Linked DNA regions of Homo sapiens: region 1 is linked to region 2. The links are chromatin contacts, found by Hi-C or POLR2A ChIA-PET in ENCODE. All regions are on one chromosome and are shown on one strand. Each heading gives the region's core, a stretch centred on a gene start or an enhancer-like site at or near the end of the contact. The rest is flanking DNA. Distances are from core to core; before and after follow the strand shown. Region 1 holds the start of IFT20 (intraflagellar transport 20). Region 2 holds the start of LINC03146 (long intergenic non-protein coding RNA 3146).

Region 1 (7,491 bases), core at 4,083-6,582, 1.0 Mb before region 2:
CACTGCACTCCAGCCTGGGTGACAGGAGTGAAACCCTGTCTCAAAAAACAAAAACAAAAACAGAAACAAAAGCAAAAACAGAAAAACCCCCTAAAATCCGGGTAGCAAAGCATAGAAACCAGAAGCAGGGCCTACTCACGCTGCCAAGTGTGAACACCTGGCTGCCAGGTTGGTGGGCCTGGGTGGCATCTCACTTGTCTCATTAGGTTTGCACTCATCAACCACGCCTCCCACACAACCTGCCAGGAACCAGAGTCCTCCATCCCACAAGAAGGGGGCAACTCCTGACCTCATCTGCCCGCCCTGCTCCGCCCCACCCATGTACCTGCAGGGCACTCTGGCACATATTCACCAGCCCCTGGATGAGGTAATACTTTGCTTCAGCCATCAATTCCTTGATTTCTTGCCGGTTCTGAGGGAGGGTGATGGTGTCATCTCGGAGGTAATTCAAAATGGTGCCAAAGTGCTTTCCACAACGGTCTATGAGGATCCAGCCTAGGGGTGCAGAAGGCCCTACAGGGTTAGTTTGCCGCCAGGTACCTCCGAGGCAGGCAAAGGCCACCTGACAAGCTGGCGGCAGGTGGCAGGGAAGGGGGTCCACGAGCACAAAGCCCTTACGCAGGGTGACAGAGGCGGGGATGGAGGTTCTAGCACTCAGGCCCATGGCTGCTCTTCACCCTTCCTCTCTGAAACCCAGAACTGGCACATCCCACGGGGGATACAGCCCTCCAGGCTGTAGAAGCCACAGGGGCCTAGGCTCAGGGTACCAGGCCCAGCCCAACACAGAAACCACCAGCCACTGCCGGCCTTCTGCCCGCTGCCCAGTCTTAAGGTGACGGCTCCTATGAGAATCTTGTCCTATTTAAATATTTTAAAAGTATGGCTCTTCTTCCTGGAAAATGCATAAACACAGCATTCCATATACAATTTCACAGAATTCTGAAGCTCTACTAGGGACTCCAGGTGAAGACACCCTACATAAAGTGAAGAGGAAAAGTGACTGAATTCTAGATCTGGTCATTTCCTTGGGAACTCCTCCTGCCCTCCCCACCCCGAGCGGCAGCCCCAGTGCCTCACCTTCTTTGTCGGTCAGCACCTCCATGCGCCCACTGAACATGGCCTTGAGCATGGTGTCGTGGCGGGTCAGGGCCCGCACAGTGGTGTAGTACAGAGAGCCGCCCACGTTGAGCTGGACATACTTGTTGCCCAACCCTCCTCCCTTGAAGCCACTGAGCTTGGGCTTGGCCCCTGAGGCTGGGCACAGGCAGGTGTCCCCCGACATCTCCCGCTGCAGGTAGATCACCACACGGCAGGAGGTAGGCTTGGAAGGCTCCGCCGTGGTGGAAAGGGTCACGAGTGAGTGGCCAGTGGAGGCCAGAGCCTCATAATCTCAGTGCTGTACATGGGAGAGGGAAGAGAAGACACGAACCAGCTGAGACAGCCCAGGAGGAGACAATAGCAGAAACACGACCGTACTCATTCTCTCCCTGACAAGCCCAAGCACTGCTCCCTGGCAGAGGCTAAGTCCCTGCCATTTTGCTTTCTTTTTTTTTTTTTTTTTTCTTAGAGACAGGGTCTCACTCTGTCACCCAGGCTGGAGTGCAGTGGTGCCATCTCGGCTCACTGCAGCCTTTGCCTCCCAGGCTCAAGTGATCCTCCCACCTCAGCCTCCTGAGTAGCTGGGACCACAGGTGCACACCACCACACCCAGCTAATTTTTTTTTTTTTTTTTTTTGGTAGAGACAGGGTTTTACCATGCTGCCCAGGCTGGTCTCGAATTCCTGAGCGCAGGCGATCCGCCCACCTCAGTCTCCCAAAGTGCTGGGATTATAAGTATGAATCACCGCGTCTGGCCTCCCTGCCATTTTTACTATAGCAGGAACCAGGGCTGGAGGCAGTCTCCCAGACTCCTGCCCTGGTCACCTCATCAGCCTCCCTGAGACTCAGCTCCACTCAGGGCAGCGAGGAAGACAAGCAAACCCATGGAACCAGTTAGAGAGGGCCAGAGGAACAGATCACCCTAGAGATCTACCAGTCAGATTCCAGTTACTTTCTTGTCAAGGTTCCCAGGATCCCAGACTTCCAACCAAACCTACTGGGAATCCAGCCAGTCTAGGAGTTTCCCAGGAGCCAGAGGGACAGGATGCACTTCCTTTCTAAAGATTCCAGCCTCCAGAGCAGTCTGTGCCAGTGTTTATTTTGAGCACCACCGAGAGTCTGGCTTCAGGAAGGAAAGTAAAAGCAGCTTCAGGAGAGAATGCAGTAAGCCAGGGTCGGGGGTGCCGGCCAGTGTTCTTGGTGCAGGTTACCTGGGCTTCGGCTGGGGCTTCCTGACCTTCCCCTTTCTTGGCACCAGCCTTGTCCCAAGTTCCTGAAATTGTCACCATTTTTCAGGGAAGAACAGCTATAGGATGGCTGTTTTCCTTTCTTTTTCCTGAGAGGGAGCCCAGCCCTACTCTCCTCTTCCCTCCCAATAAGAATGGGAGAAGAAAGGACTAGAAAAGATCAGAGGATAAATCTAAAAACAATGAGGTGAGATGTGTGCTGCCACCTGCCTGTACTCCTGGCTACTCAGTAGGCCGAGGTGGGAGGATCTCTTGAGCCCAGGAGTCAAGACCAGCCTTGGCAACATAGCAAGACCCCATCTCTTGGCATTTAATATGTACTAGCTCATTTAACTCATTCAGCAATTAAACTACTGAGTGCCTACTATGTTAAGCAGTAGGGAACAATGAAAAAATATTGTCTTTGCCTTCAAACAGTTCAAAGAAGCATCATAACAGGAATTTTTAAAAAGAGAGAAAGCTAGCATTTATTGTACCCCTACGTGCCAGGCATTGGGTACTCAGAAGAGAACACATATAGAAAGTCATGTCCACATGGAGCTTACATTCTAGTGGAAGGAAACAGACTAGCAACAAGGACTTAAATAAATAAGCAGATAATTCCAGAACCTGATAAATGCAATAAAGATAATAAAACAGTGATATGAGAGTGATTAGGGAGAGGCACTAATTTAGACAAAGGGACAGGAAAAGCATCTTTGGGATGGTGACATTTCAGCTGAGGTTTGAAGAGAGCATTGTAGACAGATGGAAGAGTAAGTGCAAAGTTCCTGTTAGAAACAAGTTTTAGGGGGCGGGTGTGGTGGCTCACACCTGTAATCCTAGCACTTTAGGAGGCCGAAGTGGGTGGATTGCTTGAGCCCAGGAGTTCAAGACCAGTCTGGGCAACATAGTGAGAGTTTGTTTCTACAAATAAAAAAAAATTAGCCAGATATGGTGGCTCATGCCTGTGGTCCCAGCTGCTCGGGAGGCTGAGGTGGGATGACTGCTTGAGCCTGGGAAAGTCAGCCTGGGTGACATAGGGAAATCTCATCTCAACAATGACAAAATTAAAACAAGTTTGAGGATCAGAAATACGGTCATAATGGCTGGTGCACAGACAGTAGGGGGAAGTTGGTTTGATGTCAAGTCAGGGAAGGCAGGCGTTAGATGATAACAAAGGTGGATTTCATACTAATTGCTATATAGTATATGAATCAATTGGAGGGTTGCAAGCAGGGGAGTGATATGATCTGACTTGCTTGTAGTGTATTTTGAAAAGATAACTTGCTGCTGGGTAGAGAATGAATTGTAAAGGTGCAAGAGAGAAAGTGGGAAGACCAGAGGAAGCAGTAGTCTAGGCAAGAAGAGATGATGGCAGCCTGGACCACATTGGTAATAATGGAGACAGAAAAAAAGTGGAATGATTTCACCGAATGCTCATCACATGCAGGAGTTTACAGTTGCTCATGCCTTGTAAGTGCAACCCAGAAGCAGGGCACTGGTTTCCCAAGTTTACCGCTGTGTTCCCCTAATGGTGCTCAGCACAATGCCATGCACATTTTAAGTATTTAACATACGTCAGTTTGTTAGACTGAAATTGTCCCTGAAAAGATTTAGGTAAGTCCCTGGGAAGAATGTCCAAGGAAGTGGACAGCCAGCGTGGGTGCTGTGTGAAGCAGTGAATTCCTTTGGCGGCTTGTCTGGGAGACTCTTTCATTTGCCACAGGGGTTGGGTATGGGAGGTGAGCCCTCACCAGGAGGTTGCCAATGACTAAGAAACACTAGAATGGTATGAGATCACCTTCCCTTTTCCCGCCCACCTCAAAGGAATAAATCCACCTCTCTAACAGGTATTAGCAAGTTCCCTGTGTATTTTGTGTCTAGTCCTAGTTTTCCCAGGATCAGAGAAAGCACACATACATGTTCTGCCAATGCAAAGGAGCTCAAAGGATAGGCCTGCCAAGAGAGGTCGGCGGATCCAGAGCTAATCTCTTCCTTTCCTACAAAGCAATTGCTTTGAGCCCCTGGATGACGTCAATCACATTCCGCCCAGACCAATGGGTTCCAGGAATTCTGTGGCAGGTGACGCCCCAGAAAGTAATTCCAGTGAGAATGAAGTTTCCACTGATAGCCACAGTGCTCTTCCTTCCGCACTTTGTGTGTGGATATTTGGGGATGCCCGGGGCTAAGGGCGGATCCGTGGCTCACGCAACGAAGCTAATGGGAACCCAAGCACAACAAAGGGCAAACAGCCGCGGAGGTGGAAAGAGGAGGGGTCTAAAAGGAAGAAGGACCCAGAAATCCGTCAGACACGGAGGACGGCGGGAGGAAAGCTGAGGGCTAGAGTGGCGGATCTAGCAGAAACCCTAGGTGTAAAGGTTAAGCGTCACCCAAAAAGTCCTGGGAAATGTGGCCGGTGTGGGCTCTTCTCTAGCCCGGACCACTCCTCACTACCGAGAAACCCACACCGGTTCTCACGCCCACCCTCCGTGGGAGATCGGAGCTCTCCATCTCCCCTACGCCGCCCGCGCCTTTTCCCCCAGGACCCGGCCGGGCTCGCTCTACTCCAGCAGGGGCCGTCCATCCCTTCCCCGAGGGCATCGGCGGGCCCGGCTCTCACCGTCCCCGGGGGCGCCTCTCCTCTCAGCTGGGTGGCCAGCGGACTCCGAGCCGCCCCTAGCCTGCAGCCGCCTGCCCCTCAGCAGTCCCAAGCTGTGAGCTCACATCCTGCGCTCGTCGACTCCGCCCGGAGTGCTGCCCAGCCCAGCCGGCTGGGGAGCCTGAGACTACAAGTCCCTGCATGCATAGCGCTCTATCCGGGAAAGGGTGGAGGCGGAATCCCCCGAGGGTCTTCGCGGAGAGAGCAGAGCTACTTCTGGCCGCCTTGCCGGCGCTAAGGCTTCTGGGTCTTGTAGGCCGGGCCTCCCCTCGGGCCTCTGTTTCCCAGCAGGCTCTGTGGAATGGGGGCTGTAAGTGCTTCCGGAGTCAGGAAGGTAGTGACGTCATAGGTAAACAGGCTCTGTATCCGTGGCAGCGGCCGTGGCAGGCTGGCTGGGTACCGGCTGTCGCTGACCCAGGAGAAGCTGCCTGTCTACATCAGCCTGGGCTGCAGCGCGCTGCCGCCGCGGGGCCGGCAGGTAGGCTGACCTCGGGTCGGGGGACGCGGGCGGACCAGGGGCGAGAGGAGCCTGACAGGCCCGCGTCCTGAGGAAAGGCAGTACCGGGCGGGGAGAGACGTGGGAATTCCGCCCCACTCTCAGGGGGGCGCTTTCACACCCAGCTTAGGCCTGGAGTTTGATGCGTTGATGCTTGCCACGATCTTACGAGGAAACTGCGGCTCGGATAAGTTCGGGGAGTTTACATAGTAAAGAGTCGGCTCGCAGTGCCTCGCATGCATCTGGGAGAGCCGGGGCGCAGAAAGTATGCCACCGCCTCATGCTCAGGGAGCTTAGTCCCAGCTCTTGGGCCAGGTGTTGCTCAGATGCTCAGACACGCGTGTGATGGGAGTTGGTAGATAATCTGTGAACTCTTTCCCTGCACCTCTTCTTCCATCTTACCTATCTCTTTAAGCCAGCCCTTCCAATCAGATAGGTGGGCCAAGCCAGATTCATGGGAGTCATGCCTGACTTGTTTTTCTCTTATCCCCAAACCCCCACATTCAGTCAGTCCATTGCTAAGCCCCATCACCTCGACTTACAAAACATCTCAACTCGGAACACTTGTGTTCGGCTGCCAGCCTTGGTTACTGCAATAGTCTCCTGTTTCCACGGTCATTCATTCCACAAACATTTACTGAGTGCCAGTTATGTGTGGGCACCATGCTAGGTGCTAGGGTTAGAGTGATGAACAAGAAGGTACTTGGGGCTTTGCCCTCTCTTGTTCCCTCCAATCGGTTCTCTCAGGCTGAGCAAGAGTGATCTTTCTAAGTCTGATTTTGTTGGTCTGCTGAGAACCCGCTGGCTGTCCCATTACCCTTCTGATAAAATCCAAGCTCATGACTGCGTCTTTCAGAGCCTTCGGTGATCCAGCTGTTGTCTCCCTGTCTAGCCTCATTCTGTTCCCTTCTCTTGCTCAGTCTCTGTTCTCGGAATGCATCAAATTTCCTGTTGCCTCAGGATCTTCACATACGTGTTTCCTTCTGCCTGCAATGCCTTGCTTCCCCTTTCACTTGACATACTTTTGGACAGTCTTTAGGTCTGTTTAAGTGTCATTTTTTTCAGAAGGCCTCTGTTGGCCCTCCCCTCCAAGTCCGCCCCCCATGAACTGTGTCCTCCTGCAGCACTTCACACAGCACCATGTACTTTTCCTTATAGTAATATCACGATTTGTGATTATTTCTTTACCATCTGTCCAGAGGCATTGTTTTCACTAGTCTGTCCCCAGAGCAGGGACTGAGTGGATGTTTCTGAATAAATGCATGCTCTCAGGGAAGGGGGTGGAAGTTGAAGCAGATATTTGCTCCCTCATGTTACTTCAATCTTTCTGGAGCAGCTGGTCAGATTAATGACCTGTAGCTGCGAAAGACAGATTTTTTGGTTTTTTTTTTGAGACAGGGTCTCACTCTGTTGCCCAGGCTGGAGTGCAGTGGTGTGAACACGGCTCACTGCAGCCTCCACCTCCTGGGCTTAAGCGATCCTCCCAGCTTACCCTCCCAAGTAGCTGGGACTACAGGCACCTGTCACCAGGTCTGGCTATCTTAGAAATCTTTTGTAGAGACGGTATTTTGCCACATTGCCCAGGCTGGTTTCAGACTCCTGTGCCCAAGTGATCCTCCCACCTCAGTCTCCCAAAGTGCTGGGATTACAGGCATGAGCTACTGCACTGGCCAGATCTTTTTAAAAAGCCCTATTTTAAGGAAGCTACAGATGAACAAAATGCTTCAAAAGGATGATGCTAGCTCACTTACATCAGTGGATTCCAGTGAGGCCAAAGGCCAGAGTCGTCTACAGACAGCTCATAGACATGTATTAGTTGGCCCATGCAGTGTTGGATGTGGGTTTTCCCCCTTACTTAAAATTTTTGGATTACATACCAACATTGAGGTACTGGATTTCTGGTCATCTTAAAAACCAGAAGTTCTGGAAACAGTGAGACTTGATTATTTTCCAGCCATTGCTCCTCCTTGGCACACCTGCCCTGGACAGCCAACCCCAGAATCACCCCA
Region 2 (7,619 bases), core at 3,403-5,902:
TTCTTTCTTTCTTTTTTTTAGGCAGGGTCTCGTTCTGTCACCCAGTCTAGAGCACAGTGGCATAATCATAGTTCACTGAGCGTCAACCTCCTGGGCTCAAGTGATCCTCCTGCCTCAGCGTCCCCAGTAGCTGGTACTACAGGCATGCACCACTATGCCCAGCTATTTTTTGTATTTTTAGTAGAGACGGGGTTTTGCGATGTTGGACTGGCTGGTCTTGAACTCCTGACCTCAAGTGATCCTCCTGCCTCAGCCTCCCAAAGTGCTGGGATGACTCGTGAGCCACCGTGCCCAGCCGACATAACATTTTTTATTTAATGAATCTTCTGCTGTTGAACATTTAAGTTGGCTTGTTTGAAACAGAACGTAATATTGCAGTCCATATACTTGTAAAAAGTATTTCAGCATATGGCAGATGATTTTCTTAGAAAAGTGTCCCAAGGTGGACTTACCGCATGTCCTGATTAATCTCTGTGTCCCCAGATACTCTTTGCAGCCTCCCCTACCTTTCTCTGTGCCCCCGGAGACTGAGCCAGCCCTAAGCATTGAATCACTTAACTTCCCCTGGTACTTTGAATAAGGTTCAGCCATCAGGAGGCAACAGCAAGGGGGACAGGTGACAGGAGGGGAGGGGGTATGTATTTGTCCTGCTCCCTCCCTGCTTTGCTGTGGTTCTGGCAGTGACTGCAGCCCTAGGGCTGTAACTTGGGTGTGGCCGACCCTCCGAACTGTCTGGGGTGCTAATGGAGTCCTGCTGTTGCACAAGCTTCAACTTCCCCTCTTGGTTCCCTTAACCTGGCCCATGTCTCTGAAAATAATAACTTCACTACAACATCTCTTCAAAATCCCAGCTGGGTAGGGAGATTAGAGGGTCTTTCTAGAACACCTGCTAATATGAACAAGTTCTCCTTCGCTGGCCATTTTTTTCAAAGTGTTCTTGGTTGTCCCCACTTGTCTATGACCTTTAGATTCACTATGCAAAATTCCCCAAAAATATATTGGAATTTTTATTATTAATACAATTGCACAAAACTGGCCATGGGCAGTTGCTCACACCTATAATCCCAGCATTTTGGGAGACTGAGGTGGGAGGATCGCTTGAGCACAAGAGTTTGAGACCAGGCCGGGCACAATAGCTCATGCCTGTAATCCTAGCACTTTGGGAGGCTGAGGTGGGCAGATTGCCTGAGCTCAGGAGTTTGAGACCAGCCTGGACAACATGGGAAAATCCCGTCTCTACTAAAAAACAAAAAATTTGTTGGGCATGGTGGTGCACATCTGTAATCCCAGCTACTCAGGAGGCTGAGGCGTGAGAATTGCTTGAACTAGGGATGTGGAGGTTGCAATGAGCCAAGATCGCACCACTGCACTCCAGCCTGGGGGACAGAGTGAGACTCTTTCCAAAAAAAAAAAAAAAAAAGAATTTGAGACTAACCTGGGCAACACAGCAAGACACCATCTCTACAAAAAAAATTAAAAATACAAAAATTAGCTGGGCGTGGTGGCATGCACCTGTAGTCCTAGCTACTTGGGAGGCTGAGGTGGGAGGATCACAGGAGCTCAGGAGTTTGAGGTTACAGTGAGCCATGAGCACACCACTGCACTTCAGCCTGGGCAACACAGCAAGAGGCTGTCTCTAATTTTTTTAAAAATAAGAAAAAATGTGTTAAAAAAAAGAATCACACAAAACTTATATATTAATTTGGCCAGAACTGGCATCTTTCCATTCACGAGTATCACATGCCTTTCCATGTATGTAAACTTTATTTAAAACCTCTTAGTTAAGTTTTTGTTGTTTATAGGACATGCACATTTTGTGTCAAGCTTATATCTAGGTATTTTATAAATGACCATGAAAAAATTCACTCTCAAGCATTAAAGAAATGCAAATTATGAGAGAACAATGAGATCCTATTTTTCCTTTCAAACTAGGACATAGTTTTACAAATAATACTCAACCTCAGAACGGTGTAGTGAAAAGGGCATTCTCATATGCTTCTGGGAGGATATGCATTAGTCTATTTATGTCCATTCTGGAGGAAGGTTTGACATTTTGTATAATAAGAATTGAAAATGTTGGCCAGACATGTATACATATGTAACTAACCTGCACATTGTGCACATGTACCCTAAAACTTAAAGTATAATAATAATAAAATAAAAAAAAGAAAATTAAAAAAAAGAAAAGAAAAGAAAATGTTGGCCAGGTGTGGTGGCTCATGCCTGTAATCCCAGCACTTTAGGAAGCTGAGGCAAGACGACTGCTTGAGCCCAGGAGTTCAAAGCCAGCCTGGGCAACAAAGCCAGACCCTGTCTCTATTAAAAATAAATAATAATAAATTTTTAAAAAGAATTTAAAATGTTTATGTCCTTTTAAATGAAATCTTTCCTATCCAGTTTTCCTGTGCAGCTGCTTCATTCAAGCCTGCTTTTAGTTGGAGCCTAAAACAATGTGAATAAATGTCCTAAATCCATAATTAGCGGCCTAATATGATTTTTTTAAGAAGTCCATATCCTTTGGCTTAATGTATAAGGTCAGGGTCCTGGCCAGAAATAGGCCCGAGCATTTAGTTTATAATCAAAGTGATATTTCAAACCAGTGAGGAAATATTCTACTAAAAGAGAAAGGCTGGGCTGGGCATGGTGACCCACGTCTGTAATCCCAGCACTTTGGGAGGGCGAGGCGGGTGGATCATTTGATGTCAGGAATTCAAGACCAACCTGGTCAACATGGCGAAAACCCATCTCTACTAAAAATGCAAAACTTACCCGGGCATGGTGGCACGCGCCTGTAATCCCAGCTACTGGGAAGGCTGAGCCAGGAGACTCGCTTGAACCTGAGAAGCCGAGGTTGCAGTGAGCAGAGATTGTGCCACTGCACTCCAGCCTGGGAGACAAAAGCAAGACTGTCTCAAAACAAACAAACAAACAAACAAGAGAGAAAGCCTGAATAATGACATATGAAAAGTTGACTATTCAGAAAAAAATAAGTTTAGATCTTTATCTTCCAGTTTATATCAAAATTAGTCCCAGGTGGGTTTAAAAGCCAAATGAAGGAGTAAGAGGAAATGGAGGAAGGGAAGGGGGGAAGAGGAGCAGAAAAGAAAAAATATAGATCTGAAATGTCTGTGTGATACTCAGATGGGAGCAGTTTTACAATTAAAAAAAAACAAAAGGGAGAAAGAATAAAGGAAAACATCAAGGCCGGGAGTAGTGGCTCAAGCCTGTAATCCCAGCACTTTGGGAGGCCCAAGGCAGGCAGGTTGCTTGAGCCCAGGAGTTCAAGACCAGCCTGGGCAACATAGCGAGACCTCCTCTCTACAAAAGATACAAAAATTAGCCGGGCGTAGTGGTGTGCACCTGTGGTTCCAGCTACTAGGGAGGCTAAGGTGGGAGGATGGCTTGAGCCGGGAGGCGGAGACTGCAGGGAGCCAAGATCACGCCACTGTACTCCAGCCTGGGTGACAGAGTGAGGCGCTGACTCAAAAATAAAAAACTAAAGAAAGAAAAAGAAAAACATCAAAAGGTCATCCCACATCAAAATGTCGTGTGGTGTATCAAATATCACCAAAAACAAAATCAGAAGGTAAAATTCTAAGCTTAGAAAAATATTTGCAACACATTCGACAGAACTGACATTTTTAAAGTGCTTCTGTACGTCAACAAGAGAAAAAATAGAAAATAGAAAAGCAGACCAAGGATATGAATAGGCAACTCACAAAAGGAGAAAGTCAGATGTTCACAACTATTTTTAAAATGCAGCAGACACGTGGTCTTGGAGACGCAACAAGCAGGGCCGCGGACCAGGCGTTAGGTAGGAAAGGCATTCACCCCTTCTCCAGCTGCGGGGCGGGGCCCCGGGTCCCTCTCTGGAGGGGCCTCCAGGGAGCGGAGCTCTGGGATGCCGTTTCCCCGGGGCGTCTGGGAGGGGCTGGAGAAACAAGCATTTCCTAGGGCTGAGCCCACTTGCCCTCTAGGGGGTGACGATTTCTCTCCCAGTCTTCCCCCCGACTTGGCTGGACTCCGAGGGGAGGGCGCTGGCGCTTCCAATGGCACAGCAGCTCGTGGGGAGCTCGGGCGCTGCCTCTCGGGCGGCTTCCCCAGCCCTCCTGACTCGCGGCCACCGGAGGGCGGTGCTGTCCAGGAGACGCCGGAGCTGGGCGCTCACAAAGGCCCCTTTCTCCTCCACCGAAGATGAGTCATAGCCCAGGCGGGGTCGGAAGGGCAGCCGCTCCAAGGCGACTGCAGAGCCGCGACTGCAGAGCCACGCCTCCGAGTCACCCTGGACGCCTGCGCCGGCCGCGTCTGCTTCTCCTTGGCTTGGCAGGCCACAGGGAAAACTGGGTCAGGCCGGTGGCCTAGTTCGCTGGTTCACAGCGTGAACGCCGGCAGTAGGTGACTAGGAAGGGCATCTCCACTTACTGTCTGGCTCATTCACGTGACAAATATCTGAAGAGCCCCGTGACTGACAGCCAGTTGCTAGTGCACTCCCAAGGCCCGGGTCACCTGAGTTTAGAATGTGTCATCTCAATACCCTGGGGGCTGGGCCTGCCTGGGCAGGTCGCCAAATCACTGGTCTTGTCACATCTCAGGTTCAGTTGCCCACATTGCAAAACATCCCCTGGCCCCCTGGCATTGGATTCCCTTGTGATCTAACCCTGCCCCACCCCTCTGACTGGCTCCCACCAGGTGGCCTTCACTTTGGTCCCCACCCCTGCCTGGCAATCCCCCTCCCCACATCCTGCTCCTGTGAGCCCAGGCCTGTCCTATGGCGGCCTGCAGTGACCTTCCACACCCACCCGAGCCCATTCAGTCTCCTCTCTGCTTCTGACTCTGCCCTAGGATGTCTGAGGATGTCATTTGTTTTTCCCTCCAAAATTCTTTTTGCTAATAAGAAGGACACTTTTGACACCCGGTCCAAAGGTGTAAGCTCCTGGGCCTCAGTGGAGCCAGAAGCAGCCTGTATAGGCCTGGTCTGCTCAGCTGGACAGGAGGAGATCTGGTAGGGATGGACCACTCCAGAGGAGAGGAGGTCAGCCATGGGCCTGAGCAGCATGAAGACCTCATGTGCCAGGAGGGAGGTCAGCAAGGGTGTGAGACCAAGGAGGGCACTGAGTCCAGAGTGCAGTAGCCCTTCCTCTTCTTTCTTTTCTTTTCTCTCTTTTTTTTTTTTCAGATGGAGTCTCACTCTGTAGCTTAGGCTGGAGTGCAGTGGCACAATCTTGGCTCACTGCAGCCTCCACCTCCCAGGTTCAAGCGATCCTCCTGCCTCAGCCTCCTAAGTAGGTGGAACTACAGATGCACACCACCAAGCCTTGCTAATTTTTGTATTTTTAGTAGAGATGGGGTTTCACCATGTTGACCAGGCTGGTCTCGAACTCCCAGCCTCAAGTGATCTGCCCTCTTTAGCCTCCCAAAGTGAACCACCAGGCCTGGCTCCTCTCCTTTTTTCTTTCCTTCCTCTTCTTTCCCTGCCCTCCCTTGTGGTTGCAGCCAAGGAGCTGGGCTGCAGCTGGCCCTCCCTCATGCTGAGTTTTGCTAACATAGTGCCTTCTTGTTCTCTCCCCCTCCCACCTTCCTGCCACCCCATGTGCCATTTCCCAGTGACTCTGGAGCTTCTGAGATGCCTCTGCCTGCATTATGGGTGGGCACACTGAGGCTCAGAAGAGCCAATGACTTGCCAGGAAGCACAGCCATTGGCAGGAGTGGGCAGAGTGGCAGAGGGATCAACTCTGTCTCACCCCAACTTGTGAGGACATGCCCAGAACACATGGGAAAGCAGGTGCACTGTGCTTTGCTGGGATGACAGCGTTCATAGACTTGAAGGCATCAATTTGACTTCAGCATTTAAAAAAATTTGTAATGTTTGCTGCAGAATATCCAAACAATAGAGATGTGTATAAAATAGAACCCAAACAAAAGTCCAATTCTCCCCCAACTCACTTCTCACTGTTGTAAACCAAAAATAATGGACCCCTCCTCTTGGCCAAAGGCATTCCAGGGTTACCTGAAAATCTAGTCAGGCCACGATGGAAGAGGGGGTGGGAGATGCCTCATTATACCCTCCAGCATTCACACCAACGGGGACCTTAGGTCTGATAAGAAACAATACAGTCTATTCTCCCTAAATCCTGCTACTTGGAGGCTTCGTCTGTGTGACAAAACCTAGGTCTTCACAACCTCTTATCATAACCCAGACATTCCTTTCTACCGATAATAACTCTTTCAATCAATTGCCAATCAGAAAGTTTTAAAATCTGACCTCTGGAAGCTGCACCCTACTTTGAATTGTCCTGCCCTTCCAGATCAAACCAATGTAAACCTTGCCTGTATTGATTGATGTATTGTCTTCCTAAAATGTATGAAAGCGGCCAAGTGCAGTGGCTCACGCCTGTAATCCCAACACTTTGGGAGGCCGAGGCAGGTGGATCACCTGAGGTCAGAAGTTTGAGAACAGCCTGACCAACATGGAGAAGCCTCGTCTCTACTAAAAATACAAAATTAACCCGGGCGTGGTGGCGCATGCCTGTAGTCCCAGCTACTTGGGAGGCTGAGGCAGGAGAATAGCTTGAACCCAGGAGGCGGAGGTTTTGGTGAGCTGAGATCACATCATTGCACTCCAGCCTGGATGACAAGAGCGAAACTCTGTCTCAAAAAAAAAAAAAAAAAAGGAAAGAAAAGAAAAAAAATAAAAAGGAAAGCAAGCTGTACCCCGACCACATTGGGCACATGTCATCAGGACCTCCTGAGGCTGTGTTATGGGCATGTCCTTAACCTTGGCAAAATAAGCTTTCTAAACTAACTGAGACCTGTTTCATATATTTTGGGTTCACACTATTAAGAGTTTGGTATACGGCTGGGCTCAGTTGCTCACACCTGTAATCCCAGCACTTTGAGAGGCTGAGGCGGGCCGATCACCTGAGGTCGGGAGTTCGAGACCAGTCTGACCAACATAGAGAAACCCTGTCTCTACTAAAAATACAAAATTAGTGGGGCGTGGTGGTGCATGCCTGTAATCCCAGGTACTTGGGAGGCAGAGACAGCAGAATTGCTTGAACCCGGGAGGCAGAGGTTGCAGTGAGCCAAGATCACGCCATTGCACTCCAGCCTGGGCAACAAGAGCAAAACTCTGCCTCAAAAAAAAAAAAAAAAGAGTTTGGTATAAATCCATCCTTCTAAGCTTTGCAACACATTTTATATATATGTAAATATAGATATATGTGTATATAGATACACATTTGTATATATGTATATATACATATATACAATTATAATCACTGAACTACCATTCTGGAACTTCTGTGTTCTCTTCCTACAGCTTCGTGTCTTTCTTTGTAAAGGCTCCTAACATCCTGCCACATGGTGAACCTGTCCCTCCCTACGGCTGGACAGTTAGGGAGATTTGCTTTATGGTACATGTCTGGGTGCGTGCTGTGGGAACCTCCATGGAGAATAACTTTACATGTGGATCTGTGAGCGCAGAGACATGCATGCATCTTCTGGGCTTTTTAAAAGTTTGTGATGACAAGAGGCTGACAGGTGCACAGCAGGCTGCATGGAATTGCCACTCTGAGGAGTGCACTGTCAGCCTCAAGTCACCCCTCCCTCGACACCTGCTC

The links. A loop is a pair of places that touch in the nucleus more often than their neighbours do. ChIA-PET counts read pairs that join two places held with the same protein, here RNA polymerase II (POLR2A). Pooled maps may share reads with other maps.
Region 1: a loop to region 2 is called in a pooled map, with 6 times the contacts of the local background. The contact joins the promoter of IFT20 here to the promoter of LINC03146 in region 2. A Hi-C loop is called at or near these places in 1 of 168 maps with a recorded cell type or tissue (posterior vena cava) and 5 of 50 pooled maps. POLR2A ChIA-PET finds 5 or more read pairs at or near these places in 1 of 52 experiments (HEK293).

The regions. Positions count from the first base shown.
Region 1 is chr17:28,333,313-28,340,803 of GRCh38, reverse strand. IFT20 (intraflagellar transport 20) reads left to right here and starts at 5,332. Exons shown (of 5, transcript NM_001267776.2): 1 at 5,332-5,464. TNFAIP1 (TNF alpha induced protein 1) reads right to left here and starts at 5,043. Exons shown (of 7, transcript NM_021137.5): 1 at 4,948-5,043; 2 at 1,078-1,396; 3 at 326-495. The coding sequence starts at 1,282. RefSeq lists silencers at 4,901-4,950, 5,444-5,635 and an enhancer at 4,991-5,520.
Region 2 is chr17:27,329,528-27,337,146 of GRCh38, reverse strand. It overlaps LINC03146 (long intergenic non-protein coding RNA 3146), which reads right to left and starts at 4,652. Exons shown (of 3, transcript XR_007065677.1): 1 at 3,720-4,652; 2 at 2,770-2,887. RefSeq lists an enhancer at 4,052-4,601.